Linked DNA regions of Homo sapiens: region 1 is linked to region 2. Evidence: read pairs that join two places in POLR2A ChIA-PET (ENCODE). Cell type or tissue: HCT116. All regions are shown on one strand. Links, peaks and the distances in the headings refer to the core of each region. The heading gives the core; the rest is flanking DNA. Region 1 has its middle 78 kb from the start of LINC02608. Region 2 overlaps LINC02608 (long intergenic non-protein coding RNA 2608).

What was found. Peaks named below come from ENCODE experiments on the same cell type or tissue, not always from the same donor. Only the 100,000 strongest peaks of a DNase experiment are listed, where the experiment ranks them.
Region 1: POLR2A ChIA-PET joins it to region 2 with 5 read pairs; 3 of 35 experiments call an interaction of 5 or more read pairs at or near these places.

Annotation. Positions count from the first base shown.
Region 1 is chr1:212,201,826-212,212,468 of GRCh38, forward strand. No RefSeq gene overlaps it. Among named protein-coding and RNA genes, the nearest start is that of LINC02608, 78 kb to the right of the region's middle. In HCT116, for the core only: no CTCF peak of the experiment used is centred there; no DNase peak of the experiment used is centred there.
Region 2 is chr1:212,256,323-212,266,965 of GRCh38, forward strand. The region is part of intron 1 of LINC02608 (long intergenic non-protein coding RNA 2608); the gene reads right to left. Among named protein-coding and RNA genes, the nearest start is that of LINC02608, 23 kb to the right of the region's middle. RefSeq lists enhancers at 1-356, 1-149, 3,177-3,346. In HCT116, for the core only: a CTCF peak has its summit at 5,463; a DNase peak (open chromatin) is centred at 4,799.

The DNA.
Region 1 (10,643 bases), core at 1,851-9,850, 54 kb before region 2:
ACAATTTTAATTTCTTAACAAATGCCTACTTTTACTCCATGGTTAATTTTAATGGTCATTTTATTCCTCATCTAATACACATACCATAAATTTACTATCATAACCATTTTTTAAGTGTACAATTCAGTACAGACTGTATTTTTATTGTTAATGCTTGTTTTATGGGCCGACCTGCATTTCATTTGTGGACTGTGTAAACACAACATATACATAGCTCTCTCTCTCTCTTTTTTTTTTTTTTTTTTTTGAGATGGAGTCTCGCTCTGTCACCCAGGCTGGAATGCAATGGCACGATCTCAGCTCACCACAACCTCCACCTCCTGGGTTCAAGCAATTCTCCCACCTCAGCCTTCTGAGTAGCCAGGATTACAGGTGTGTGCCACCACACCCAGCTAATCTTTGTATTTTCAGTTGAGACAGGGTTTTGCCATGTTGGTCAGGCTGGTCTGGAACTCATGACCTCAGGTGATCCGCCCGCCTTGGCCTCCCAAAGTGCTGGGATTACAGGCATGAGCCACTGCGCCCAGCCTTTTTTTTTTTTTTTTTTTTTAATTATCAGATGCCTGGTAACCACACCCAAAGGAAAGCTATGGAATGTTCTGTTGTTTTGCTTTTTTTTTTTTTTTTTTTAATGGCTCAGCTCTGTTCAGGAAAAGGTTTAGTTTTCTAAGAAAATTCCAATAATCTGAATAATGATAATTGCTGTCTAAACCTCCCTACATAGTTGACGATGCATTGTTTCTCTCATACCTTATCTTTTGTATAAAAAGATAAACATCTCTTTGGTTCTGTTTGCCTTCTGGTAAGGAAAGAAGTTGCACAGAGAAAGGCTGTTCTCCGGCTAAGAAGGAACCAAGAAGAAGTTGCCAACATGGAGAGGCCCAGGGCATGCTGGAGAGGGAAGCAGAGAGGCCCAGGGCATGCTAGGAAGTAAAGCAGAGGGGCCCAGGGCATGCTGGGAGGGAAGCAGAGAGGCCCAGGGCATGCTGGGAAGGGGAAATGGAGAGGCCTAGGGACCTTGGCTGCTAGACAGCTTGCTATTCCAGGCTCCTCTTGAAAGCTCTTGTGCTCAGCTAGCTAGTCATTGTGACTCAGCTCTGCCTGCGAAGCGCCTACAGTCTAGTTGAGAAGGTAAGGTACATAAGTATAACTATATTAAAAAGCAGTTCGAGGCCACATTTAAATATATCAGCAAGTGAACAATACAGACAGTAAAAGCAGAAATCCTGTGAGTTGGAAGGTTAGAGGAAGCTTCGTGGGAGAAGTAGGATTCTCGATGAATCCTAAAAGATGGGTAGATTGTTGGAGAAACGGAGATAATTAAGGTCCCACTGCTAGGGAGATTGTATATAAGCAGAGGAGGAAATGAACGCAGCATGTTGGGAAAACCTATATTTCCCAAGCTATTTTATTATTGATTTTCATCATCTCCTGAACTTCAGTTGATTGGATTGGTTTTTGCCATTTTGTCATCATTCCTTAAATCTCCAGCGCAATCTCCAGCATTTACCTTTCTTTATTTCTGTGGACGAGAAACAGATCTGTCTTTTTGCCTTTTGGGGCACTGGCTTCCTGAGTGTAGAAGTCATGACTGTGATGTGCAGTATGCCTGGGAAAAATAAAAGGAGTTACTCCTTGCACCCAGGGTTAGACTTTCCTCATGGCAAGAGATTTTGGGGAATAGTTTTCGGCAGTGATCCCATCTTCAAACACTTCTGGGATACTCATGACTAGCTAACTCCTGCTGGCGGCTGCCTCCCATCACTGACCTCGAGTTTCTCCAGGAAGAGATCACATGTGGGGCTTCCATGACTGCGTTTATGCAACAGCAACACTGACCAGTCTGGCCACAGAATCAGAACTGGCTCAAGTCTGGACCCTGAAGGCATTTATCAACTTTCTGGTCTCTCTTGAGCTTCTAGGGTCTCAACCATTATCCTGGCCAAGGGATTTAGCCAAGAAGAAAGGGCATCTGGGCAAAATGCCATTAGGAAGGTTGTCCGCCAGGAAACAACACACGCTTTATTTATGGTCTTTCCTTTCCCCCCATCAAATCAGATTTTGCTTTCTCCCACTACTGAGGTGACAGAGACAAAGACTTGTGTTTAATATGCAAAAGCAGTAGCTTACATCCAAATTGCTATTATCCCTGCAAAAAGACTTCTTTCAGAGCTTTACAATCCTTTTGCTATTTACTTTCTTGCGTGGGTTACATTTACCTATTTTTTGCTGCGAGTTTTATATAGCTTAATCACAGAGAAAAAGAAGCAGTTCTATACTACTATTTCTTTTTTCTAACCAGTCATCCCATTGAATTTTTATTAAGAAAAATTCTACCTGGATGTAAAAAAAATTTTACATGAAGGAATTGCAAATAAGTATAAGAATTGCACATATGCATAAAAATAATTGTATTTTATTTTATTTATCTTACTTTCCAAAAGATGATAAAATCACTGACATATGCAAGTATAAAAGCACTATACGCCCTCAATTTTTGTTGGTTTCCTCTCTGTAAAATGGAAGGTTTGCCCTGCATAGATTATTTTTAAGTTTCCTTTGAGTTTAATATTCCTTGGTCCTACAGGAGGATATGGTGCTGTTGTTTTTGTTGGAAATTCAAGATGGTAGCATATAAAAAGAGGATTAGACAGAGAAACAGAAATTTGTCTTGGAGTAGACTGGCAACTACCATCTAAGACCCTTTTCTGTCTGGACAGGTCTTTGAATGGTCAGCATTAGCATAAGTGGAAGTAAGTCAGCAATTGCTCCATATTCACCTGGAGTTTAAAATTGGCAGCCAAAGGTTGCAAACTCAAATGCCTCCAGGGTTTGGAGGTTGGTACTGTAGGTGGGGGCCTGAGGGGAATGGTAGGAACCCCAGTCTGTAGGAGAGTGCTTGTCTCCTCCTTAAAAGTATCTAAGTAAATAAATAAATAAATAAAGGTGGCCCAAACACACAGACAAATCTCTGACTTTATTTAGCCTACAGGCTACTAGTTTCCTACCCTTAAATTCCATATCAGCCTATCTGTTCATTTTTTAAGTAAAGAATCTGAGGGACAGTAATTTGCCCAAGGTCAGACAGCAATTTAGTAGTATAGCAAGGCCAAGAAGCCGGACGTTTTGCTCTCTAAGTCAGTGTTCTTCCGTCTGGTTCTCTCTCAGCTCAGATCTGTCCCAGCAAGCAAGCCTGCTGATTGTCTAAACACTGAATAGACTGTGGCTTTGCTGCCTTTACCTGAACATTGTTTATAACAATAGCTACTTCATAAAGGTAAAAGTAGATTGCTATGGTTAGAATATGTGCCACAGAAATTAATGTGCTGGAGACTTGATCCCCAATGCAACAGTGTTGGAGGCGGGGCATAATGGGATGTGTTTAGCCCCAGAGGCTTGTCTCTTTCAAGCCCTTTTGAATGGACTAATGCTGTTATAAAAAGGGCTCATGGGATTAGATTCTTCCTCCCACCTTTCTTTCTCTTTCCTCTCTCCCCACCCCCCACCCCCAACTTTTTCCCTTCCATCTTCCATCTAGAAAGGATGAAGCAGGAGTGCCCTCACCAGATGCCAGTGCCTTGGTCTTAGACTTCCCAACCTCCAGAACTGTGATAACATAAATTTCTGTTCTTTATAAATTACTGTTCTTTATAAATTACTCAGTGTCAGATATTCTATTATAGCAGCACAAAACATACTAAGACATAAATCTATGTTAAAGTCACTTTCAAAAAGTGTTGATATGTTATTAATTCATTATTAAATCATGAACACTCTAGAACAGTGCCATTCAACAGCTCCATACTTAATTTTAAAGGACTTAGTAGAAACATTTTAACAAATAAAATCAATATATCAAAAATATCATCATTTCAACTTGTAATAAATATATAAAATTATTAATGGGATATTTACATTCTTTTTTCATAGAACTCTTCAAATCTGTTGAGTATCTTATAGTACATCTTAATTCAGACAGCCACATTTCAGGTGCTTGATAGCCACATATGGCCAGTGGCTACCATATTGGACAGTGTGGTTCTAGAAGGTTCCTTGTTTCATTCTCACCCTACTCACAGCCAACCAGGGAAGGGAGAAAGTTCCCAGAGGCTTGTCTCTTTCAAGCCTTCTATTGTTGGTTAATTAAATCCCTAAGCAACGGCTGAGTCACTTGCGACTGTGGAAGACAATTTAAGAAATCTATCTCAAAGCCAAGAACATAGCTCCCCACGTAAAAGGAGGGGAGGCAAGTCCTTTGAGCTAGATGCCTTGAAGGAAGAGTCTGTGCTGAGTCAGGTGCCCCTATGTAGGAGCGAAGGAGATAAGTCATTGCCAAGGGGACAGAGGAAAGCAGAGAAGAGAAATGGTTCTCCTTACGGTCACCATTTCCCTCCAGAGCCCCTGTGAAGGAGGGTCTATGGTGCTTAGTTCTCACTAAGAGAACTAAGCTCTCCATGAGGCAGGTACTATACTATTCTCATTTTATAGAGGAGGAAATCCAGGCAGAGAGGTCATGTACTTGCCTGAGGTCATGTAGCTAGTAATCAGCAAAGCTAGTGCTCAACACTCAGGTATGATGGACTTCAATACCAATTTCTTTTTTTTTTTTAATTTTGAGATGGAGTCTCGCTGCTGTCACCCAGGCTCGAGTGCGATGGTGCGATCTGGGCTCACCACAACCTCCGCCTCCTAGGTTCCAGCAATTCTCCTGCCTCAGTCTCCTGAGTAACTGAGATTACAGGCGCCTGCCACCACGCCTGGCTAATTTTTGTATTTTTAGTAGAGATGGGGGTTTCACCATATTGGCCGGGCTGGCCTTGAACTCCTGACCTCAGGTGATCCACCCTCCTGGGATTACAGGCGTGAGCCACCGCACCCGGCCTCAATACCTATTTCTTAACCACTGGGCTATATTAGGAAGTTCTGACACCATCTCCAAATATCACAGAGGGCACATGAACTTTTGCATAAAATGTGCATGAATGTTTGGTGTTTACATACAACTTATTACTGTCTACATGACTGAATGGTCTATTTTCAGGCAAATTTCCATCTAAAACAGTATCACTCCTTCCCAACACAGTTGGTTGCTTCTTAATCTTTCTTTTTGCTATTCATTTTCACCCATCCACTATTTCTGGTGGACTCCTGGGAGCAAAACTGTATGGGAAAATGGGAGACTCACATAGCAAAGAAGTAGGAGGTGAATGCCAGGAATCAGCAGGGCTGGCTATCTGTATAGGATTTGGCTGAATGTGGCATCTGATCTGGGATGGAAGAGGAGGGGAATATCACACATTTTGTTTGTCTCAAAATATCCTATCAACCTCAGTCCTGTAATTAGTGAGTTATTCCCACCAGGTAATTCATTTCACCAGAGGAAAGGCGTTTTCTCCAGAAGATCCCATTGAAATGAAGCAGGCCTAATGGGGAGGCCAGGTGGAATAGCAGCTGAGCCTGCAGTCTGTGGGGCTGTATTGCCTGTGTTTGACACCCTGCCCTGCCACTTTCCAGATGAGTCACTTTGGACAGTTTACTGAAATTTCTCTGCCTCAGTCTTCATTTAAAAACTGGATATAGCCAGGCGTGGTGGCTCACACCTGTAATCCCAACACCTGGGGAGGCCGAGACAGGCAGATCACGCAGTCAAGAGATCGAGACCATCCTGGCCAACGTGGTGAAACCCTGTTTCTACTAAAAAAAAAAAAAAAAAAAAAAAAAAATTAGCCGGGCATAGCGGCATGCGCCTGTAGTCCCAGCTACTCGGGAGGCTGAGGCAGGAGAATCGCTTGAACCCGGGAGGCAGAGGTTGCAGTAAAGCAAGATCGCGCCATTGCACTCCAGCCTGGCAAGAGAGCGAGACTCCGTCTCAAAAAAAATAAAAAATAAAAACTGGATAAAAAACTAGTTTTACATGATAGGACTTTCAGGATGATTAAAAGAGATGAGAAATATGAAGTTCCTGAAGAGTTAGCAGTCAGTAATCTTACGGTGCAATAGCATGAATGCCCAATTCAGTGGTCCTTAACCACTGAATCACCAGGAGAGTTCATTAAAATACAGGGACCCAGGCTTATTTTCCCAAGAGGGGGAAGGGTTACAAACAAGCAACATTTGTCCCTTGCCTTGGCTGGCATTGGTGTACCAGAATATTAAGTCCTTATCCATGTGGTGCCAAAAATACCAAGAGGCCAAGTGATGTCGTGGGAAAGGCATGGGCTTCAGTGTCAGACAGGTCTGTGATGAAACTCGGCCCAGTCACTTGCTGGCTATATGACCTTGGGGAAGGCTTTTCATCTCTCTGAGCCTCAGTTTCCCTATTTGTGTGGTGCAAATCATTATAGCTGTCTTTTTGCTTGCAGCGAGGATTAATTTAGGGCCAGCAGTGCCCAGTGGTCAGCTAATGTGGTTAGGATGGAGCCCTCACTTCATTTGACACCAAGGCCTCTCACAACATGGGAAATAGAGCTTCTGGGAGCATCCTTGGGAGCAACTGGGCTGTCCAGCTGGCACTGAATGGAACTGAATTTTCTACAGGAGGAACAGCTGCCAGGTCATTGGTAAGCTGGTCACTGAGGATTGATGCCGGCTCAGAGATATCACTAGTGGAGAAGCTGGTTGGAACAGAGATAGGCCGTAGGGAGGGGTCCATTGGCTTCTTGCTTACTACAAAATAAACTCCTTCTATTTCTGGGAGTTAGAACCCTTCATATTAACCTAAGGAGTATTCCCTCCATGCCAGTAGAACAAAAATCTCCCACCTAGGCTGCACCCTTTTGAAGAGGTAGATGAGTCCTATGAGTGGTGGGCCTGGTGGTGGTGGTGGTGGTGGTGGTGGTGGTGGTGGTGGTGGTGTTCCCTCCCACCTCATCAGGGGGAAGAATCACTTTGGAATCTCCCTCCATTCACTCTTTGATTTACAGTCTTATAAAGGAATGATTTAATTCTCAGCATTAAATGCACAGATTCACACACATTATACAAAAACCAATAATTCACAGGCAAGCCAGAAGAGATTCTGAGACTTAGTCTACAGAGATGACAGACACAGTGATTCTTTCCTCCCTATTTCCCATATTCCACCCCCAAATACCCTGCAGTAGTCCCCCATCTGTCCAGGTGAGGAGGAAGCCCTCAAAGAGGAAATCTCCCCTGCTGCTTCTAGCTCAAGATATGGCCAAATTTTATAAGATCTTTTTAGCCATAAGACATTCTAACAGGGGATACTGGGAATGGAGACAGAGGAGGGAGGCTTGGAAGTCAAGTTCAGCTTTCTTTGCAGTTGTTTCTTTGTTATTTACATTATGACTTTTCTTGTTTCTGAGCTGTTGTTGACATTTTGCCTTTATTCTGGCCATTGCTGCCTCCTACCCTGTTTCTAGGAGCACACACCTCACCTCTCTCTCTCAGTGTGCTAGAATGTAGCTCCTGGCCTGACTTATTCGTCTTTATATCCCCAGCACTTAGCACAGTTCCTGGCACCTCCACCTCCTCCATCATGACTGTTGACTGTGTGGAATGGCTTGTTATTGCACTGGCAGTGAGACTCACTTAAAGAAGGTGGCTTTGTTATGGTTTCCCTAAAAGGTGGCTCTGTCCTTATCTGGCTTGGCTGAACAGAGGGCAAATGGGACAGTGGGAGGAGAGGAATCAACAGTTTCCCAGTTTTTCCCCCAGGCAATGTGAAACACCTGGGATTTGGAACCTGAAACCTGAATTCAAGAGACCAAACTTCCACTAACTGGACGAACCTTGGGCCATTTACTCAAGCCCTCTGGACTTCAGTTTGTTTGTATCCTGGAAAATATAATAAGATTTTTCCCTTCCTGCCTTATAATCAAAGAAGCTGTGATGATGTAAGAAATAAGGTTTTGGAAAATGCTCTGTAAAGAACTGTGTGAATGACAGCTATTATTTTTCATAAAGTGATTTCTTTGGTGGGTTCATAGTGTTGTAGCTCAAATGTATTAGGCACCTACTATGTCCTAGGCATAGTGTGAGGTGTTTCAAGAAGTACATAATCAAGATGTAAAAGGAGTGGCGTGAAGACAGCTCAAAGAAGGGAGCCATTCATAGACAGCACCCACCCCGGGGGGTGTCATAGGTGCTTCTGTTGCGAAAACAGCCCAGAGCCTTTCATCCTTTAGAGTTTGAAGTAACATGGAAGGCATCCTCATTTGGCTTCAGGACACCCCCGGGCCAGTCTGTGAATGGCTCCCTTCTTCGGGCTGTCCTCATTTGCACCCAATGGTACTGGCCACCAACTCTAGGAATGTTGAGAATTAACCAAATACGATCTCTGCCGAAGCAACATATGGATCATGGAGACTGTGTGATTTCAATTATCAGTGTCTATTCTATTAATAATAGGTGTTGTAGGAGGAAAAAAAATAATAGTGTCAGCTAAAATTTGCTTTTACAAATAGGCCAGGCACTATTCCAAGTGATTTATATATATATATTCACTCATTTAATCTTTACAAGAATCCTACCAGGTAGGATCTGGTGTTATCCTCATTTTACAGATGGGGGCACTGGGACACAGAATGTTTAAGTAACTTGCCCCAAGCCTCTCAGACTGGAGCTGGGGAGCCATAATTTGAACCCAGGTAGTCTTGCACCAAAGAAAACGAGGCATGCTGCTAACCTTGACAGCAGCCTCTAGGACAGCCCATGGACTGTGCCCAGAAGGAAAAAAAGCATACTCCGAATGACAAAATAAGCTCTGGATGACCTCTTACTGATCACCATCTTTTCCCCAACACAAACTCCAGAAATACCAGGTCATTAGCAATTATGCAAGGGTTGAGGAGGAAGGAGGTTTTCCACTCTTTATTCCATTTCATTATACTTCTTCTTCTTCTTCTTCTTTTTTTTTTTTTTTTTTTTTGAGACAGGGTCTCGCTCTGTCTCCCAGGATGGAGTGCAGTGGGGCGATCTCGGCTCACTGCAACTCACTGCAACCTCCACCTCCTGGGTTCAAGTGATCCACCTGCCTCACCTCCCTAGTAGCTGGGACTGCAGGTGTGTGCTATCACTCCCAGCTAATTTTTTTTTTTTTTTTTTTGTATTTTTAGTAGAGACAGGGTTTCACCATGTTTGCCAGGCTGGTCTTAAACTCCTGACCTCAGGTGATCCGCCTGCCTTGGCCTCTCAAAGTGCTGGGATTACAGGCATGAGCCACCATGCCTGGCCTATACTTCTTATTTAAGAACAACTTGGCCTGGCGCGGTGGCCCATGCCTGTAATCCCAGCACTTTGGGAGGCCAAGGCAGGCGGATCATGAGGTCAGGAGTTCGACACCAGGCTGGCCAATATGGTGAAACCCCATCTCTACTAAAAATACAAAAATTAGCCGGGCATGGTGGCGCGTGCCTGTATTCCCAGCTGCTCAGGAGGCTGAGGCAGAAGAATCACTTGAACCCAGGAGGCGAAGGTTGCAGTGAGCCGAACTCATGCCACTGCACTCTATCCTGGGTGACAGAGTGACTCTTATCAAAAAAAAAAAAAAAAAAAAAACTAAAAAAAAAAAAAGATAAAATCATGACTCTCCTACAGATATAAAATGAAGACATCACTATGGTTTGAATATGTCCCCTAAAAAGCGTATGCTGGAAACTGAATTCCCAGTGCAACAGTGTTGGGAGGTGGAGTGGAGCCTGATGGTGGGTGTTTAGGTCATGAGGGCTCCACCATCATGAATGGATTAATGCTGACTGTGAAAAGACTCGCTGCTGCCAGTCTGAGCTCTCATTCTCATCACGTGATGTCTTCTGCTGTGTTACGATGCAGCAAGGAGGCCCTCACCAGATGCAGCCCCTGAATCTTGGGCTTTCCAGCTTTTAGAACTGTAAGCCAAATACATTTCTGTTCATTACAAATTACTCAGCCTGTGGTATTCTGTTATAGCAGCATAAAATGGACTAAGGCACACATGTTAGGGATTTTTTTTTTTTTTAAAGACTGAGTACTGCTCTGTCGCGCAGGCTGGAATGCAGTGGTGCGATCTCAGCTCACTGCAACCTCTGCCTCCTGGGTTCAAGTGATTCTTCTGCCTCAGCCTCCAGAGTAGCTGGGACTACAGGTGCATGCCACCACGCCCAGCTAATTTTTGTATTTTTAATAGAGATGGAGTTTCACCATGTTGGCCAGGCTGATCTCGAACTCCTGACCTTGTGATCTGCCCACCTCAGCCTCCCAAAGTGCTGGGATTACAGGCATGAGCCACCGCACCCAGCCACATGTTAGGGATTTTTAAAACTCAGAACTGGATTGAATTTGGGGCTTTGCTGCTTACTAGCTGTAGTAACTTAAATGCATTTCTTAACCTATAAAAAGGAGATAGATACCACATGGACAGCAGTGAAGATTAAATGAACCAACCTATGGCTATGAGGAAGATTTCTGATGCAGGTAACAGAGCCCCCAACTTAATATGATATAACACAATAATAAATTATTATATCACATGCTAGGAAGTCCAGAAATATCTCAGGCTCCAGGGGAGAATACTCGGTTCCGCCCTCCCGTAGGTGTTACATTCATCCTTAGGTTGATAACAAGATAACTGTAAGAGTTTCAGGAATCTCATCTAGAAATAAAAACCAGAGAGAAAGGTCATCTCTTTCTGTGTCTCTTTCACA
Region 2 (10,643 bases), core at 1,520-9,519:
CACAAAAAGAGAGAGGCCTGAGTTTTGTGATACCCGAGAAGATTTGCATTGGTTTATCTGAGTCCTCATTTTCAGCAAATGACAGCAAGAGGCCAATAAGACACAAAGGGATTTTTTTTTTCTTTTTTTGCTCAACTGCCTTCCTTCCTGCTAAAAATCTCTCAAGCTCTGCCCATCCCTCTTCTTTACCCCACCCTGTCCCTACCACAAACCCACTTCCTCCTCAAAGTCCCAGCCCTCCCACTAGCACACTCTTTCTCCCCTGCCCCTTCTGCTCCCCTCCCATGGCTGCTAGCTCAGGGGTCATGCCCAGGCAGCCTGATGCAGGCCAGGATTCTCACTTCACTCAGCAGCCCCCAACAAAGCTGGCACTGTCTAACTGGGTCACCTTGGGAGAAGGCAGGCAGGAGTGACTGGGGTTGTGTCCTGAGAGCACGGCCAACATGGCCCTGTCTTGTTGTAATCACTTTCAATATGGCTTCTTATTATCACTATTTACAATATTATGAATGTATGAAGAAGAGCTACCACCAAGTGAGTACCTACTGTCTTCCAAGCATAGTGCTCCACACATTACATGCCTTTTCTCCTTTAATCACCCCGCAAACACATGAAGTAGCAGCTATCACAATACCCTTTTTAAACATGAGGAAATAAGGTTTAGAGAGGTTAAGCAACTTGCCCAAGACCAGGTAGCACCAAGCGGCAGCACTGGGATGCAGATTCAGATGTGCCTAGTTCCCAGCCCCCTCCTCTTAACCATCTTGACATAGGCTTGAGTGGCATTTATCTTGACTTATTCCCACCTAATGAAGTAGGAAGACCATTCAAACAGGAAGCCATCTGGGGTGAGGGGAAGCTGGTCACTGGGGATCTGGGGTCAGACTGCCCAGAAACCATGGGGATCTAGAAATGGTCATCTGCAGAGTAGCCTGCTCTTTCTCAAGGGAGTTGTGGCCAAGCTCTATCTTTGCCAGGCCTCTGGGCTAATATCCTAGTTGGTTTAGTGGTAATAGGGCCAAGGTCACGAATCTGATTCCTTTGTGGGCCAGTGAACTTCCATCCACTCCAGTGTCACAGGCAGCACTCCTAACTTTGACCAACGGTTCTCAACTTCAGACCATTGGATGAGAATAAAAATGGTTTAGGCCGGGCGTGGTGGCTCATGCCTGCAATCCCAGCCTTTGGGAGGCTGAGATAGGGGGAATGCATGAGCCCAGGAGTTTGAGACCAGCCTGGGCAACATAGTGAGACTCCATCTCTGCAAAAAATACTTTTAAAAACAATTAGCTGGGGATGGTGGTGTGCACCTATAGTCCCAGCTACTCAGGAGACCGAGGTAGGAAGATCACTTGCGCCTAGGAGGTCGAGGCTGCAGTGAGCCAAGATTGTGCCACTGCACTCCAGCCTGGGTGACAGAACAAGACCCTGTCTCAAAACAACAACAACAAAAAAATGGTTTAACACAACTCTTTAATTTTTTTAAATAAATAACCCATAAAAGCATGTACTCTGCAGATGGATGGGCAAGAGTTACAACCCTTATATAAAAACTGTTTTCTATTTGCAATAGAAGAGACCTGGTATCTCAGTGAATCCCAATCCCTGAAAGGACAAGCTCCAAATTTACTCCTTCTCTCCCAAAAGGTATTACTGGGAAATGGTAGAAGTGTTCCAATCCAGTTGAGATATCACATTTTAATTGTTTTGAGCTGGTTGAGGTCACGACACACAACGTTCTCATCAGGTGTCTCTGAGACAAAAGCAAAATCTTAATGTTCAGTAACTCAGCACAGATCCAGTACAGGACACAGAACACTGTGGAAATGAATACTATGAGGAAAAGCTATACAAACTGGCCTCTTGTAGAGATGGCTGCAGACTGTAGGGATTGTGAATGATCCCAAACAGGCTCTGGGCCAATGAAGGAGGCAACCTCCACTGTGTACACAGCACTGCAGTGGGCTTGGTGGAGAGCCATGGCCGTCTGTGAACTTTGGCCTGAACTTTGGAGGAGACAGAGCACACATGCATGCATGCAAAAACAGACAGAAACATGCAACCAAAACATTGTGTACGTAATGGTGGGAGGGCAGAGAGACAAAGCGAAAAGAACCAAGTGGATTTAAACAAGAAACAAATATCTGGCTGGGCGCGGTGGCTCACGCCTGTAATCCCAGCACTTTGGGAGGCCGAGGCGGGTGGACCAACTGAAGTCGGGAGTTCGAGACCAGCCTGACCAACATGGAGAAACCCCACCTCTACTAAAAATACAAAATTAGCCAGGCGTGGTGGCACATGCCTGTAATCCCAGCTACTCAGGAGGCTGAGGCAGGAAAATCGCTTGAACTCAGGAGGCGGAGGTTGCGGTGAGCCGAGATTGTGCCATTGCAGTGCAGCCTGGGCAACAAGAGCGAAACTCCATCTCAAAAAAAGAAAGAAAAAGAAAGAAGGAAAAACAAATTTCCAAAAGAGGAAAGAGGGAGAGCATGGAGCTTGGAGCTGAAGATTCCAAGTCTAGATGGAGAGAATAATGTGAGTCTGTGTGTAGACACAGGACCGAGCTCCTAGGGTGCCAGTGGAGCTCCAGGCCTGTGCCCAGGAGAGAACTGGAGATGAGGCCAGCTCTAGTCTATGGCATTGTGCAATGCCAGTTGGTTGGGATGGTTCTACCCCCAATCTATACCAAATTAATTAATTCATCAACATTTATTGAGTGTCTACAAGTGACTGGCATTGTACAAGTCACAGAAATATAATGATGCTTAATAAATAGTTTTACCTTCAAAGAGTCTATGATCCAGTCTAGTTGGGGACAAAAAAGCAAAGAGATGATTACAGTATCCTGTGACTATGATAGAGATCTGCCTGGGGTGCTCAGAGGTAACAGAGGGGGGAGATTGAGCTCAGGACAGTGTCAAGGATGGTGGTACCTGAGTTATCTTGAAGAACACATAGAAAATAGATGGTAAAGAAGGTGGGAAAAAGGCAATCTTAGAGCTCAATCTGGGCAAAGGCATAAAAGAGAGTTCCCACCTCACTGGGAACTGTAAGCAGTGTTTAGTGACAGGGAGTGTTGAGAAATGATTTTGAAGATACAGGCAGAACCAAATTTGAATTTAAATGTCAGACCAAGGATGCAGTGGGAAGCATTGTTCAGATGAAAGGTTTTAAGCAAGGAAATACTAGTGTTAGCATTTAATCCTGAGTTGTAGTCATGGATATAGGGTGAGAAGATAGAACAGCTTTTATGGTAAATAAGTACAACACCCCTCCTCAATGTCTACCCTTTCTCCCAGCAAGCCTGCTATCTCCAACATTTCCTTTTCCTCATGCCCCTTGTACTACTCAACACATATCAAAAATGCTGGGAAAGTCAGCCTAATTCTACTTCCACTAAGGAACATCAGCAGGCCTGGTGTGGCACTTAAAACGGCCTCGAATTAACTCCAAAGTGCCCTCTAAAGTTACCCAGGAGACCGAGAAGTGATTTGTTAGGAAGATGCCATCCAAAGTCTTACAAATATCTTTTACCTGCCAGTCCAAAATCTCAGGAAAATGGTAGACTCCTGAGTCAGCATAGTCATAATTTTTTTTTTTTTTTGAGACAAGGTCTTGCTCTGTTGCCCAGGCTGGAGTGCAGTGGCATAATCACAGCTCACTGCAGCCTTGACCTCCTGAGCTCAGGTGATCCTCCCACCCTAGCCTCCTGAGTACCCAGGACTATAGGCATGTACCACCACACCTAGCTAATATTTTCATTCTTTGTAGAGATGGGTTCTCACCATATTGCCCAGGCTGATCTTGAACTCCTGGGCTCAAGCAATCCTCCTGCCTTAGCCTCCCAAATTGCTGGAATTACAGGCATGAGCTACCTCGCCAGGTCTCATAATCTTGATGTTAGCCCAGAACAATCTGTGACTAGGTAGGATGGATGGATGGATAGATAGATAGATAGATAGATAGATAGATAGATAGATAGATAGATAGATAGATCAGCCAGTACTAGTTTTGGCTTCACAATCATATCCTGCTACCAAATTTTCCTTTTCAACAGCTGCCGTCTTAAAGTTGTAAGAACTTTAACCTATTTATATCTGATTGGTTTTGCCTCTAAAGTGATTAAAATGCCCATTTGATTTCCAAGATGCTGTGGGTATTAGGGGCACAGGCTAGCTTTTCAAATGGGTTTGTCTCTTTCAAAACAGGAAGCAGCATTGTCCAAGTTCATTAAAAATCAGCATTGGAGAACACTTACTGAGTGCCTAATTATGTAATCAGATTTTGGCCTGGGGCTGGGAATAACATTTCAAAGAGAGAGGAAGAGTCTGGCTGAACCTGGTTGGATTTAAAAAAAAAAAAAAAAAAAGCAAGAGTGAAAGATCAAGCCAGCTGGGTCCCTATCCATGTATGCTGGTCTCTGTTAGTTCCATGTCCTTGAGCCAGGTGGCCAAGGTAACTAGACTTGGCATGTCCTACTTCCCCAGATCCAGAAATTAGCGATCCTTTCCCAGGGATAGTGTCAGACCCCTTTCAGGTGTGATTGTCATTGGGGCATCATGCCTAGTGGGAACAGACTAACTTTGAATAAAAAAATTTTGAGGCGGTAAGACATGTCTGTATTTTTCAAACTCAAATGAGTTGATACCCAGCCCAACTCATACTGCGGTTGGTGACAAGAACTGAATCACACCTCTCCTGACTTCCACCATGCTGTCTCCTTTTCTCCTTGCCAATTCACTATCACCTTGGAGCCACAAAAATGCAAAACAAACCTGAACCTTGTGTTGTGAGGTAAGCCCATGAGTCATGGTTGAACAGCAGTTTCTTTTTCTCCATGTTAGCTGTGTTTTTCCTTCACTGTGGCCCAAACAAGCATCAACTTGGTGACATCAATTCATCATGTTATGGAGTAGGCACTGTGTTTGGAGATGGTAGATTCTGCAATGACTCAGGTGGTAGGGTATTTTCTTCTGATAGAGTACCCAGGAGGGATTTATGAGTTCAGAAGGCAGTAGAGTAGGGCACCTGCTTTCATTCACTGTCAGGTGGTCAGCAAAAACTTCAAGCAGAAGAAAGAATTTCAAAACATGTTAAATGCCTGGGTGTGGGGAAAGCTCCCAGGGCAAGAGGAAGGCAACTCTCAGAATGAGCTGCCTGAGATTTGCAAGATAATTGATTGGCTGAGGCCTTGTGGCACCTTCTAAAATTGGGTGTGGCTGGAAATAGCTGTTGGGGGAACCATGGGAAAGACAGAGCTCTGCTTTGAGTTCCAGGACTGTCCTGCAGGGCAGGTGTCCACTATGCTCCTAATCTCTGCTCTGTCCTTAGCCACCACCTCCGCCCTTCTTTTTCCATATCAGCTGTACTCAGCCCTTTCAAGCTTATCTCAAACTTTTGCATAAAACTCCTTCTATCCCGTGATACTTTTTGTCCTTTACAGAGTATACCCAGATCTCCAGGGTCAAAACTCCTTTTTCCCTTCCAATTTTTCCAAATGTTCCCACTTGGTGGCCAAATGTTTTTTTGAGCAATTATCATGTGCTGTTGGGAAATTCACAAGTTATAAAACAGTCACTGTAGCCTGACCAGGGAGACATACAGGTGATAATATTAAACAATAATACAAAGTAGTATAGGATTACCTGACAAAAATATACAATGGGTGGGAAATGTCTCAGGAATTTAGAGGGTTAGGAGATTATACTGGGGCTGGAATCCACAGTGAGGGCCTCATGGAAAAGCAAAATTTCAGTCTAGCTGGTGAGTGAGTGGGGCTAGGAAGGCTTTAAGTAAGGCAAGTTTAGGGAACATATACTTGGAGAGACAGTTTTATGGTAGGGGATAATAAAAATAATGTTTAACAACTAAAGAGCACCTTATAATTTACAACTTTTCTCACACACACATACACACGCACACACAAACACAATTGAATTTAAGAGGGGCAAGATAAGCCAGATAACAGAACCTTCTGAATATCATCAAAGATCTGGAAGTTTCAGCAATGTTGTGGTCACCTACCTCCTGCCAAGCAATCTTGTATATCGTATCTCATTTAATTCAAGAAGTAGTCTTGTGAGGTAGATGTTGTTATCACCATTTTACATATGAGTAAATTAATGGTTAAGGAACTTCTCAAGATCACATAGTTAATAATAATAATAATAGCAATTACACATGGTAATCACTATATGCCAGACACTATTTAAGTATTCTTACAACAACTCTATAAAGTAAGAACTCTTGTTAACCCCATTTTTAGATGGGAAAAACTGAAGTGTGGAGATGTTAAAACACCTGCCTAAGGTATACAACTAAGAAATGTCAGAAACTAGCCACAAATGTGAGACATATACATAATTTTAAATGTTCTAGCAGCCACATTAAAAAATAAAAAGAAACAAGTAAAATTAATTTTAATAATACATTTTATTTAACCAAATATCTCCAAAGTATTTTAAAATTCATTTTTATGTTTTATGTTTTTAGAGACAGTCTTGCTCTGTCACCCAGGCTGAAGTGCAATGGTGCAATCATAGCTTATTGCAGCCTCAAACTCCTAGGCTCAAGGGATCCTCCCACCTCAGCCTCCTGAGTAGCTTGGACTACCATGCCCAGCCAAAATATTATTTCAACATATAATCCATATTAAAAATTATTAAATATATATTATATTCTTTTTAATGTGAAATCTCTGAATTGAGTATTTTTAAACATACAGCATATTTCAATTCAAATGCTAAATTTGCATCAGAAATATTTGATCTGTATATTTCACACACTTTATAGTTTTAAAAAATAGATTCACATACCCAAGTTATTCCAAACATACTTAAAAGTTTTCCAATAACTAAGTTGAGTACCAAAAATAATTTTCTTTTAACATTTACATCCATATTGTCAAATCTGGTTTCTTTATTTTTAGAAGAATTAACTTGACTTTAAAGCAAACTTATTATCAGTTTCAAATTATGTCTGTTTAATTCAGTAACTCTTGTGTCAACTCAGTATTATTAAAGTTGAATTCAAAGGGGTATTACATAAGTTGAAAATAAATGATACATTCATCAATTATATAATGTATTCATATTCTTAGTTTCACAACAAATTTGCATAATACTGTTTATTATAATGAAAATTTGCATGTTAATTTGTTAGAAGAATGTATAAGATTGTTATTGATTTGTATTACGAAAAATTTTAGTTTCAACATAGATTTTTGTACTTGTCTAGCTAGGTCATGGATAAGACTTTTCCTTTCCTCGAAGCTTCAAATTTAGCTCATTCATATGCTGTGTGATATCAATGAGAAAACAAAATCACACTGCTGTTTTTGGTCTTTTATTATTAAATATTTGGAAAGTATTCCTTTTGTTTCAAGAAAATTTTAAATGAGAATTAACAGTACATTAAACCTTTGTAAAGATCTCTCCACTACTCAACCAATGGGCATTGGAAAAGAGCACAAGATCATTACATTTACTTTCTTTTATGTATTTCTACAGTTCTACGAGCTGATGATTCATAGCATTTGCACATATATTTAACAACTGTATCATGACACTGTTCAGAAAACTGAACATAAATATCTTCAATATGTATAAGAGCAACAAAGTAATAGAAGAAATATCAGTTTCTTGCTTTAAAATTGCAATAAATCTAGACTTTTGATTTAACATAGCCAGAGCACCCTTCTTTGTGATAGAATCTGTGTTATATCTAGCTGACTGTTTTCTTTGACAGGAATAAAAGACTCAAAAACATCTACACCAGTCAGTTCACTAAATAGGCTGCAAAATAGCAATACTTGTTTTTTATAAGTTTGAAAGTCCTTTTAAGACAAAACACATTCAAAGTATTAATTGAGCAGGTCCTCTTATATAACTTCTCAAAGTAGAAGAAAGTCCTTGTAATTTTCCAAAACTTAAATCAATTGAACTTTGGTATTGTTAGAAAAATTTTGTATTCAATAGGCAGTTGTTTGGCAGGTTAAATTGAAGGGCTTTCATTCCCCTCCTCCCAGTTTTACTGAGGTATAATTAACAAAAATCGCATATATTTAAGATGTATGATGCGATGATTTGATATACGTATATATTGTGAAATGACTACCACAATCAAGCTAACATACCTATCACCTCACATAACAACGCTTTTTTGTGTGTGTGGTGAGAACACTTAAGATAAACTCTGTTAGCAAATTTTAAGTATACACTACATTATTATTAACTATAGTCATCATGCTATACATTAGATCTTCAGAATTTATTGATCTTATAAAGGAAAGTTTGTACCCTTTGACCAGTATCTCCCTATTTCCCTCACCCTCCATCCCTGGTAACAACCATTCAACTCACTGTTTTTATTTTATTTATTTTTAATTGTTATTATTTTATTTATTTATTTATTTTTTGAGATGGAGTCTTGCTCTGTCACCCAGGCTGGAGTGCAGTGGCACAATCTTGGCTCACGGCAACCTCTGCCTCCCAAGTTCCAGCGATTCTCCTGCCTCAGCCTCCCGAGTAGCTGGGACTACAGGCATGCGCCACCACACCCAGCTAATTTTTGTATTTTTTAGTAGAGACAGGGTTTCACCACATTGGCCAGGCTGGTCTCAAACACTTGACCTTGTGATCCACCCGCCTTGGCCTCCCAAAGTGCTGGAATTACAGGTGTGAGCCACCGTGCCCGGCCTATTTTTTTTTTTTTTTCAGACTGAGTCTCGCTGTGTTGCCCAGGCTGGAGGGCAGTGGCGCAATCTCGGCTCACTGCAACCTGTGCCTCCCAGGTTCCAGCGATTCTCCTGCCTCAGCCTCTTGAATAGCTGGGACTACAGGCACACGCCACCACACCCAGCTAATTTTTGTATTTTTAGTAGAGATAGGGTTTCACCATATTGGCCAGGCTGGTCTCGAACTCCTGGCCTCAGGTGATCCAGCAGCCTTGGCCTCCCAAAGTGCTGGGATTACAGTCATGAGCCACCATGCCTGGCCAACCCACTGTTTTTATGTTTGACTTTTTTAGATTTCACATAAGTGAGGTCACACATTATTTGCCTTTCTGTGTCTAGCTTTTTTCACTTAGCATAATGTCCTCCAGGTTCATCTATGTTGTCACAAATGACAGGATTTTCTTTTATTTTTTAGGCTGAATAATATTCCTGTGTGTGTGTATCATATTTTCTTTATCAATTCATCTATCAATGGTCATATAATGCTGCAGTGAATGAAGTGCCGATATCTCTTTCAGATACTGATTTCATTTCCTTTGGATATATACCCAGAAATGGGGTTGCTTGATCATACGATAGTTCTATTTTTTGATTGTTTTAGGAACCTCTGTGCTGTTTTCCGTAATGGCTGTACTATGCTTTAACTTTTTGTAAAATATATTTTACATTTTTTCTTATACTTTTCCACCAATATATCCATGACTAAAATAATAATTTCTTTTATTACCTCTCTATCTAAAAATGACTTTCTTTTTTGTGTAAGAATCTATGTCATCTTATAGTAGGCCAACATTATATGCTCAGATACCGCGAAAAATTGTTTAAAATATTTGTTGGGCATATAATTCTAATTTCAGGCAACCAATATTAATTCTTTTTTAACTGCTGAGAGTAAATGTCTTACCAAGTTCACTATATATTTGCTGAAAATGTCTCATACTATTGTTTACTTCTTTTTTTGGGTGGGGGGATGGAGTCTTGCTCTGTTGCCCAGGCTGGATTGCATTGGTGCCATCTTGGCTTACTGCAACCTCTGCCTCCTGGGTTCAAGCCTGCCTCAGCCTCCCAAGTAGCTGGGAGTACAGGCGTGTGCTCCATGCCTGGCTAATTTTTGTATTTTTAGTAGAGACGGGGTTTCGCCATGTTGGCCAGGCTGGTCTCGAACTCCTTTCCTGAAGTGATCCACCTGCCTCAGCCTCCCAAAGTGCTGGGAGTACAGGTGTGAGCCACCGCACCCGGCCTGTTTACTTTATATTTTTAAATAAAATAAACAGCTTTTAAATTTTGCTCTGCTGCAGCAAATTGCAATTGCTGTTCACTTTGTAAATTTGTGACTTGACTTCTTCCAGTCTCTTTTTTGTTGAGACAGTGTCTGCTGTGTCGCCCAGGCTGGATTGCAGTGCCCCAATCATGGTTCACTGCATCCTCAACTTCCTAGGATCCAGCGATCCTCCCACCTCTGCCTCCCAAGTAGCTGGGACTACAGGTGTGCATCACCATGCCTGGCTAACTTTTTGTATTTTTTGTAGATATGGGGTTTCATTATGTTGCCCAGGCTGGTCTCAAACTCCGAGGCTCAAACGATCCTCCTGTCTCAGCCTCCCAAAATGCTGGTATTATAGGCATGAGCCACCGCACCCTGCCAGTCTCTTTTCTTTTCCTTCTTTTTGAGACAGAGTCTTGCTCTGTCGCCCAGGCTGGAATGCAGTGGCAGTGGCACAATCTAGGCTCACTGCAACCTCCACCTTCTGGGTTCAAGGGATTCTCCTGTCTCAGCCTCCTGAGTAGCTGGGATTACAGGCGCGTGCCCCCATGTCTGGCTAATTTTTGTATTTTTAGTAGAGACTATTTTGGTATAGGGCTTCACCATCTTGGCCAGGCTGGTCTCGAACTCCTGATCTCAGGGGAT